Linked DNA regions of Homo sapiens: all the other regions are linked to region 1. A link is a contact called in ENCODE Hi-C or POLR2A ChIA-PET data. All regions are on one chromosome and are shown on one strand. Each heading gives the region's core, a stretch centred on a gene start or an enhancer-like site at or near the end of the contact. The rest is flanking DNA. Distances are from core to core; before and after follow the strand shown.

What was found. A loop is a pair of places that touch in the nucleus more often than their neighbours do. ChIA-PET counts read pairs that join two places held with the same protein, here RNA polymerase II (POLR2A). Pooled maps may share reads with other maps.
Region 2: a loop to region 1 is called in a pooled map, with 4 times the contacts of the local background. The contact joins two enhancer-like sites. A Hi-C loop is called at or near these places in 1 of 168 maps with a recorded cell type or tissue (GM12878), 13 of 37 single-sample maps with no recorded cell type and 12 of 50 pooled maps. POLR2A ChIA-PET finds 5 or more read pairs at or near these places in 2 of 52 experiments (OCI-LY7 and activated B cell).
Region 3: a loop to region 1 is called in a pooled map, with 4 times the contacts of the local background. The contact joins two enhancer-like sites. A Hi-C loop is called at or near these places in 13 of 37 single-sample maps with no recorded cell type and 5 of 50 pooled maps. POLR2A ChIA-PET finds 5 or more read pairs at or near these places in 2 of 52 experiments (CD4-positive, alpha-beta T cell and activated B cell).

The regions. Positions count from the first base shown.
Region 1 is chr2:230,581,927-230,585,168 of GRCh38, forward strand. The region is part of intron 1 of LOC112268431 (a long non-coding RNA gene); the gene reads right to left. Among named protein-coding and RNA genes, the nearest start is that of LINC01907, 120 kb to the right of the region's middle. RefSeq lists enhancers at 948-1,167, 2,288-2,427. Within about 2 kb of position 1,770, at least 2 of the 41 ENCODE cell types and tissues checked have a DNase peak (open chromatin) inside an H3K27ac peak, as active enhancers do; they include GM12878, where a contact is called at or near this core.
Region 2 is chr2:230,471,324-230,474,565 of GRCh38, forward strand. It overlaps SP100 (SP100 nuclear antigen), which reads left to right. Exons shown (of 29, transcript NM_001080391.2): 16 at 2,001-2,117; 17 at 3,071-3,124. All of the region lies in intron 3 of LOC101928816 (a long non-coding RNA gene), which reads right to left. Among named protein-coding and RNA genes, the nearest start is that of SP100, 57 kb to the left of the region's middle. Within about 2 kb of position 1,513, at least 7 of the 41 ENCODE cell types and tissues checked have a DNase peak (open chromatin) inside an H3K27ac peak, as active enhancers do; they include GM12878, where a contact is called at or near this core.
Region 3 is chr2:230,503,799-230,507,040 of GRCh38, forward strand. It overlaps SP100 (SP100 nuclear antigen), which reads left to right. Exons shown (of 29, transcript NM_001080391.2): 21 at 388-492; 22 at 2,505-2,647. All of the region lies in intron 2 of LOC101928816 (a long non-coding RNA gene), which reads right to left. Among named protein-coding and RNA genes, the nearest start is that of SP100, 89 kb to the left of the region's middle. RefSeq lists an enhancer at 1,320-1,489. Within about 2 kb of position 1,518, at least 2 of the 41 ENCODE cell types and tissues checked have a DNase peak (open chromatin) inside an H3K27ac peak, as active enhancers do.

The DNA of each region.
Region 1 (3,242 bases), core at 520-3,019:
TCAGCCTCCCAGAGTGCTGGGATTACAGACGTGAGCCACCGCGCCCAGCCCCGCCTGATTCTTGAAGTCAGACTCCAGCCCTGAGAGTGGGGGACTGGGTCACTGCACCCTTGGCTGAGAGGGCCTAGGCCAGACAACCCTGCTGAGTGTCCTCCATGAGACATTCTGGTAACTGGCAATGGCAGAGTGAACTGCCTTTGTTCCCAGAGCTACCCTGCCCAGGGCCCTTAGCTCAGTTCCTGTGAAGTCCTGGTTGCCTCATGCCCACCCCCTTTCACACAACACCCTCCCTCTCCACATCTGTTCATGCTTTCTCATTGGCCTTTCCATGAGGACTCAGAGTTTGGGTCACCTCCACTTCTTCCAGCTCTTTGTATTCTTTTTTCCCTGGATCTTTTTTTCTGCATGTATTTCCCCATTTTTGTTTCATGTTTCTGTTTCTATCTTTTCCATTAGATTCCCTGGGTAACAGGAAGAATGTAACTTCTGTCACAATAGCGGAAAGATAGAAACAACCCATCATTAACTGATGAATGAATAAACGAAATGTGGTAGAGATGTATGATGGAATATTATTCAGCCATCAAAAGGACTTGAGATACTAATTCATGTTACCACGTGGCAAAAACCTGGAAACATCTTATTAAGTGAAGGAAGCCCAGACACAGAAGGCCACATATTGTGTGATTCCATTTTCATGAACTGTCCAGAGTAGGCAAATTTGTAGAGGCGGAAAGTAGATTACTGATTGCCAGGGATTAGGGGCAGAGGGAAATTAGATAATTGGTTAATGGGCATAGGGTTTCCATTTGGGATGATTAACCCGTTTTGAAACTAGAGACAGGAGGTCGTACAACATTGTGAATATACTAAGTGTCACTGAATTCCACACTTTAAAATGGTTAACATCTGAATTTTACCTCCTTCCCTCCCAAAAAACACAACAACAAAGGCTCTGGGTTTATCTTTTCTCATCTGACCTACGCAACCCCATACATTGTCCCTCTGGGTTTCAGTTTCCTAATCTGCAAAATGGGCACATAAATAATACTAATCTCCAAAGGCAGCCATGAGCAATAAACCCACAGCTGCCACGGAGCAGGCATTCCATCACAGTGAGCTGTTCATAATACGGTTATTTTTATTGTTGTCCTTGACTGTCTTTCATTTCCCCTCCTTCTTCCTCCCTCTCTCAAAATACCCTCATCCTCTTCTCAGCATATGCGTCACTCCCTCTTTGTGTCTTTCTGTATGACTAAGTTTCTCTTTGAATATTCCTGCTGCTGAACAACATGTCCACGTTTAAATTGGCCCCTTCTTCTGGCATCACCAAGAGTATCTTCTTTGACATTGTTGGCCATAGGCACATCCTTCTTAGCCCTTCACCGCTTCTCACTGAAGGTCTCCTATAAACTAGTAATTCACACTCAGATCCTCATTCTACCCTCCGGGTTACTGGGGGGAAAGTCTGTTTTTGCCACCTCTTGAGAGTGCTCTTGGATTCCAGCTGGAGTCAGGTCACTTTGGAATCAACACAAAGTGACCCTCAACCAGCTCTGCCACCATCCCCAGCAGTGCAGTCTTCCCTCAGACCTCGGTTCCCTGTCTCCTTTTCTTCTTAGTAGACCAGAAAACAAAGTTTTTGTCCAGACATTATTACCTTGTTTACAGGTTGGTTGAAAGCTGGGCATTTTTGTTGTCTCTTTTCCATCCCTTTTCTGGGAAAAGGGGAGCACTGAACAAAGAAAAGAATTAATTAGGGCCTGCAAGCAAGTGACCAGGAACTCCATCTCATGACCACATGAACGAAGCACCATGTGTTCTTACAATTCAGTGGGAAACTCCTAGCCCTTCAGTCACTCTGAATCTCAGTGGCTTGTGACTTGGTGTTGCTTGTTTCTTCCTCTGAGGCAGCCAAGAAAGAAAATAACAGCACAAAACCACTGAAGTCCTATAGATGATGAGCCTCTCAGGTTTTAAGGATGATGGAGCAGTAGAAAAATTGTAAACCATAATTAATCATCCAACAAGATGATCAGAGAGGCGTGAAAGCTTATCTCCATACAAATTCTGTAAGTGGAATGTCTCTGTGAACTGTGCAAATCTTACAGAAGAAACAAAGGGATTTCCCGAGGAGAAGAGCTAAGATCCTAGAGAGATGCCTCTAGGTAAGAGAAACCCAACAGCCTTAAAGGTGGGGCTAGAAAACAGCAGAGTTTTGGCTAAATTGGGTCTGGAAAGATGAGAGGCTCCCAAAGAGAGAGGACATGGTGGAGGAACTAGACAGACTTCCCCAGGGGTGGCCCAGACCCAAGGAACAAAGGGAGGACTCTCTGAAGTCTACAATCAGGGAGCAAATATTGCAGCACTGGGAAATGTCCTGAGACACCTGGACCAAGGTCCTCAGAGACTGCCAACGAAAGGAGGCCAGGGCGCAGGTTAGTTATATTCACACCGCCTAGCACAGGGCCTGGGACATGTAAGCATTTCTTTATTATTTTTTTTTAAAGGAGTCTCACTCTTTGTTGCCCAGGCTGGAGTGCAATGGTGCGATCTCAGCTCACTGCAAACTCCGCCTCCCAGGTTCAAGCGATTCTCCTGCCTCAGCCTCCCGAGTAGCTGGGATTACAGGCATGTGCCACCGTGCCCGGCTAATTTTGTATTTTTAGTAGAGATGGAGTTTCTCCATGTTGGTCAGGCTCCCGACCTCAAGTGATCCGCCCGCCTCGGCCTCCCAAAGTGCTGGGATTACAGGTGTGAGCCACCGCGCCCGGCCGCATGTGAGCATTTCATGAATACTTGCTAAATGAGCGACTGACCAAGTGAAAGAATGAAAACCAGACCTAGACCCCAAAAGACAGGGGAGAGAATTGATTACCCTTTTTGAAGCTTTTATGAATCTCAATTAAATCGGGATACTCCTTCAGGTTAATCCTGCTGAACAGGACTGACAGAACTGAACAATCAAACACCTTCTCCAGGTGGCAGAGAACCTGATACACAACTCTCTGTATAGGAATCGAGTTTATACGGGCTTCTTGAGAATACTGTTAAAAAATTCAATGGTAAAAGTATACAAAATAATAGCTTTAAAGTTAAAAAAAGATTGACAATGTAATTGCATAGAATACTTCCATTGTTCTCAGTGTAGGCTACTATTTTTCATGTAATATTCTAGAACTCCTTAAATATTTGATCCACTGCGTTAGAAAAACAAGTCAACCCTTCCTCTTGTCTTTTGA
Region 2 (3,242 bases), core at 263-2,762, 110 kb before region 1:
TAGGTGTATTTTTTTGTCAGTCCGTTTAAGCTCTGAAAATAGTTCAGCATGACCACATTGAGACAGGTTCCCTGGTTTCCTCGTCACTGTCTATAGTCTATTATTTCCTTGTTTGTCTTCATTGTCCTGTGAATTTAGAGCTCCTCCAATGAATACACAAAGAGAGTCAGAAGAGATGCAGCCCATTAGCTTGTGATGGAGAAGCCGATTATGATGTTCAGTTCATTATTAATTATCTTTTTTTTCCTACTTGCATGGAGGAAAAGTTCTTTTTTCTTTTCCTTACCTCTCCCCCAAAACATATGCACACACACATACACACCACACACACAAAGACTTGTGCACAGACTCGGGCTGCTTGCGACAGGTTTGAGGGAGCGAAAAGAAAAAGAAGAGCTGGGCTCCTGAATGGAGGGAGGAGACACTGAGTGGATAAAGTAAGGAGAAAGAATGGAGAAAGGTAGGCTAGAGTCACCAAATGAAAAGATATAAGAGTCAGCTTCAAGTTTTTCTAAGTGGACAAGGAATTCAAATATTCCAGGTAGGGGAATTTTGTGGGGGAGGGAGGGATAATTTTCAACACACTTCTCAGAAATTGTACCAGAAACGTGAAAATAAAGTTGCTGATTGATTGACAGCCTTGCAAGGTAGAAAGCTCATAAAGAACAGACAAAGGTAATAGAGATGGCTATGTGGTCAGTGTCCTAACAGCAGGCATTTGGTGATGAAAGTAATAACCTGTGAGATAAAGATGAATATAGATGAAGAAAATGTGGATAAAGACAAAGATTGAAATTGCAAAAAGAGTCAAGATCAAGATAAGGGCCAGGCGCAGTGACTCATGCCTGTAATCCCAGCACTTTGGGAGGCCGAGGTGGGCGGATCACGAGGTCAGGAGATCAAGACCATCCTGGCTAAAACGGTGAAACCCCATCTCTACTAAAAACAAAAAAAATTAGCCAGGCATGGTGGCAGGCAGCTGTAGCTCCAGCTACTCAGGAGGCTGAGGCAGGAGAATGGCGTGAACCTTGGAGGCAGGTCTTGCAGTGAACCAAGATCGCACCACTGCACTCCAGCCTGGGCGATCGAGCAAGACTCCGTCTCAAAAAAAAAAAAAAAAAAAAAAAAAGTCAAGACAAGATTCAGAGAAACAAGCTAGAAGAGAGAATAGAAGGAGGAAGTGATAGTAGAAAGAAGTTCACCTCAATAATAAAACTAGATCTAAAGATATAAACAGAAAAACAGGTGGAATGAGATACATTCAAAGGGTGATGAGTGGTGTAAAAAATTAGGTACAACAAGAAGTATGTAGAGAAAGAATTAAAAGATGAGAGAAAAATGGAGGCAAGAAGGGGGAAGTGTAAATGGGAGAGAAGAGAATGATGGAGAAATTGTAGGATCTGAAATGACCATGAGATAAAAGCAACTTTAGCACAAGGCATGATTCACAATAGCAGTAAGTTTTCAGAATAAGGTGTCCCCTGGCCCCTCTGACTCACCCAGATTAAAAAAGGCCTCACCCAGGCATTTCATCCACTCCTGTGATTTCAGTCACCACCCACAACCTCATGATTCCTACATGTGTATCTCCAGCCAGCCCTGTCTTCTAAACTCATTCATCCAAGTGTCAGAAGGCTCCTGTTGGAGATTCTGAAGGCCTTAGACTTCACCACTTGGATGTTACTCAAGACCTTCAAACTTAACACCTCCAAAACTGAGCACATCATCTTTTTCCCTAAAACCAGCCTTTGCTCCTCCAGTGTTCTTCATCACTGAAACAAACTATTAATTGACCCTTTATTTCAAGATGAAATTCTCAGGGTTATTTATGAACAGAAGGGAAAAATACAGTGAGGAACCACAAAAGAAAAAGAGATTTCAGATGTAGAGCCCATCCCTTAATTTAGCTGTGGGGAGTGGGCAGTCACTAATGTTGGGGGGAAGGAGAATCTTTGAAGGGGAGTGGGCACAAATAAAAATGTTTACAAATCACAATTTAGGATCACAGCCACAAGAACCTGAAAATAAGAAGTGCTCCTGTGTCATGTGTTTTCCAAAAGGTGTGCCAAGAAGCCAAGAAGCAAGGACTGAAAGTAGTCAAGCATCTGACATGATGGGTAAGGCTACCCTAGGGTCTTGGGATGGAAGTGGCTCAGTGGATATCACAGACACTGGGTAGGGATGTGGGAAGTGATCAGAGTTGAAGCAAAGCATGAAACAGCCTCTGGATCACCAACAGGAAGTGGGCCCACAGGCCCCAAGCTTCAGAATTTCAAAAGTCTGAAATCATAGTCCCGGTTTCCTGCTGCACTTGACTGTGAGCAGACTGTGACAAAGAACAGGTTTGGTGCCGCCAGAATCCTGTTCTCTACATTTGCTTAACCCGACCCTTTTGGGAACTGCAGGGAGGCAAGAGATCATTATAAAGCCATATTTAACAGAATGGGCTCTCTTGGTTAGGTGGTAAAAAAATACACTGGTAAACATAGTAGTATCTCACTATATTAGCATATCAATAGTAAAGTGTTGAATTTATAAAGCGAGTTCCATCCTTGTTCTTGAAAAAAAAAAAAAGAAAACATGTTCTTCCACTCACAGGTAATAGTGTCATTTTGTCACAACTTTGGAAAGGCCTAAAAAGACAAATAGTCCTGCTACCTGTCAGGAAAGAAAAATCAGATACCTACTCTTATGCTAAAAATACATTGTTTTGAAAGATATCCTCTGGACTGTTATTGATTTATATAGTGATTTCCTATTAACTCTTGCAAGTAAGATATTTAATATTCATAAAAATTTTAAAGCTGAACAGGATAACCGTTGCTGTCCCTGTTTCATAAATGAGGAAATTGGTGCATAAAAGTAATGAAGAGCTGTTTCAAAGTCTCAGAGAACTAGACGAAGACCTTAGACATCAATTCAGTGTCTGTTTCCTTTGGAAGGAAGACAGATAAATTATACTCAGAATATTGTTATAAACGCAAGCCTTCCATGCAGTGTGAATTGTCATAAGATTTATAAATTTTACTTATAAATTACAGTTCTCTGACCACTACCTGTCACTTTCTAGATACCATGGATGTTGAAAACAATTCTACTTTGGAAAAACACAGTGGGAAAAGAAGTAAGAACAAATAAGAATTTACTTAATTTTTATGTTACAAATGAACTATTTTTTAATGCTAAGGTTTATTATCATCATTTTCTTTTTTCAACTTTTATTATAGATTAAAGGGTGCATT
Region 3 (3,242 bases), core at 268-2,767, 78 kb before region 1:
TCAGTCAATGCCTGGAATGGGGAGATGAGGCTAAAATTTGAGAGTTTGTTTTAACACAACATCAAAGCAATATGAGTGGAAATCTCCCTTCAAAACATCAGGAGGAAAATCATTGTGTGATAGGTGGATATGACCAACCAGCTTGAAAGTTGAGATCCTACCACATGCCAGGATGTTGTGTCATATTTTAGAGGGTGGAATGGAGGACAACAGTATCTACAGCTATCTAATGTGCCATGAAAGAAGGACTTTGAAATGTAACTGATTCATGGGGGAAATACCTCCAATACATTTTGAATTATAAAAGAAAGCTCTCAAGACAGGTGGGGAGGGACAATGCACAGTTGTAAAAGTAGATGGAATGGAAAAAAAAATGCTTCCTTGCAGGTCCAAGAATTCCCAAAGATGAAAATATTAATTTTAAACAATCTGAACTTCCTGTGACCTGTGGTGAGGTGAAGGGCACTCTATATAAGGAGCGATTCAAACAAGGTGAGTTTACTGGTCCATCTACGATTTTCAGCTGGAAAATATCCACACAGATAGCATACTGTTTAGGAGTAGACACTTGCCTTTGAGGTTCTGCAAAACCAGCCCCAGGCTTGAAGATTTGCTAGGAGCTTTCCTAGGACTTGGGACATCATCACATTTACAGCTAGGGTTTATGAGAGAAGCATGCAAAACATACCATAGGGAAAATGCACATGGGGTGAAATTCAGAGACAACCAAAAGCAAGCTTCCAGGAGTCCTCTCCCAGTGGAGTCATGCAGGACTCATTTAATTACTGCAGCAACAAATTGTGACAACACATGTAAAATGTTGTCTACCAGGGAAACCAGCCTGAGTTTAGGAGTCCAGGGTTTTTACCAGTCACATAGGTGCCCTCTGCCTAGCACATACCAAAATTCCAGATTCCCAGAAGGAAAGCGGGTGTTCAGCATAAACCATATCATTTGCGCAAACAGTTTAGGCACAGTGAGCCCTCTTCTTCATTTATGGTTATAGATAAATGCAATTTATTTACATATGTCTGAAAATAATACATCAGGATCGGTAGTTCCCAGATTACACAACATTTTAACAAGATTTCTTTGGATAGGCTATCTCAAATTTATTCTTGTAAGAGAATATAAATAAATTGCATTTGTTTATAACCATAAATAAGAGGGATTTATCTCTAAAGGGCTTTATCTTTATGGATAAACAATATGTTTATCCACATTGTTTATTATGAACAGTTTAGCCCACAGTGAGTTCTGGGAATGATAGAACTCTCCTAAAATCCAAATTCCTAAATGCCAGTGGCCAAACTTGCATATGGACAATGGCCAACCTTGCATATAGGCCCTCTAAGGAAAGTCTCAGGCCCACTCTGTTAACTCTGTTTTGCACAACAATGACATTTTCACACTTTCAAAATTCATAAAACATTAACCTATGAGGCCATCTCCTCTTACCCTATGTGAAAGGCCCACAAGACATCCAACTAGCACCCACTACAAGGGCAAGCACCTCAGTACTTGGGTGGAAAATGTACACATCTGAGAATCTCAGCAGTAACTTTCACGCCCCATTTCCCATAACATCTGTTTAGCCTTCTGCTAAATGGTAAGATCACAGGGTTTAGAATCAGAAGACCTGCATTCAAGTTTCAGCTATACCAAGAGTGTCTGATTCATCTACAGCCAGGTGCTCGGTCTCTCTAACCTTGAACTTCCTTCTCTACAAAATCAGAACAATAATATAACTTGCCTCACTGTATTATTATGAGAAAAAAATAAAAAAACAGACATAAAATACTTTGCAAGTTACAATTGTTAAATTACAGAACTAATGTTCATCTGTCATGGTTGACACCTCCCCACAACATAGTTCTTTGAGCACCAACAAATATAAATGTTTGCCCCATGACTATGTTGCATAAGCATAATTTAACTTCTCCCACTATATAACATTTCCATAATTACTTTTAATATAAAATAGCCATGAGTTCAAAATATGAAACATAATTGATTGTACCACATGTACAACATGGTACAAGACAAGGCAGATGTGGCTGTAGTAACAGCTTCCACATGGCCACTTGGGGACCCAAGAGCATGGTAGAGGGCTTTATGCCTTCATCCACCTCTCTGAAATTCAGGCTGACTCTATATCAGGTCTCAGAGAAGGGAGGAGGAAGAATTCTGCTCATTCTTTAGGGCCATTCTTTGCACCCACCCCCACCTTTGGAATATAGCAAAATACGTTGAAAAGGTAAATGTTGGTAGTAATATTTCTTCTCATTGCATGATGGTCAAAGAAATGTACACACATGACAGAGAGAACCCTTCATCTCTGTTCCTTCAGGCTGGGTATGAAGCCCCTGATATCTGACAGGAAAATTCAGACTTTACTGCTACGATCCTAAGCCCAAAGTGGGTGGCCCCAGACCCCAGCATGGGGGGAGGCCAAGTTCAGGTGTTTTCACAGTTGGGGAGCTCACTTTGCCTTGGTCTTACAGGAACCTCAAAGAAGTGTATACAGAGTGAGGATAAAAAGTGGTTCACTCCCAGGGAATTTGAAATTGAAGGAGACCGCGGAGCATCCAAGAACTGGAAGCTAAGTATACGCTGCGGTGGATATACCCTGAAAGTCCTGATGGAGGTATTCTAGTGACAGATGGCTGAAACCAAGGATTTAGCTGTCATGCTTCACTAACACCAAGCTTTAGCAGAATTTCTCAGTGCCCAGAAATTCATCATGACTTCCTCTGCCCAGGTCTCCATGCATATGTTATTACTAACGTTCTCACCTGAACATTACGTTGGCTGGCTTATATTACAGCTTAATCCTCTAAGTACTTTATTTCTTACCCTTTTGAAGGTTGGACAGTAAATTGTGGCCTTGACTCTGCCATTAATAAACTGTGCAATTTGGTCACATGAAAGTAACTTAAGTTGGAGGGGAGGTCTTAAATTTTCGGGGGAGGTAAATGTTAAATACACACACACACACACACACACACACACACACACACACACACATATTTAACATATATATATGTAGTTCCTGGATTACAAAATATTTCAACAAGATTTCTTTGAATAGGCCACCTCAAATTTATTCTTGTAAGAGAATATAAATAAATTGCATTTTAAAGTAACATTGCTTCTCATATGAACCCCTTGATGTTACAAAGCAGGCACAGGGTCTTTGCTGCAGATGAACCTGTGTCTTTAGACTCCAAATACAGTGCTTT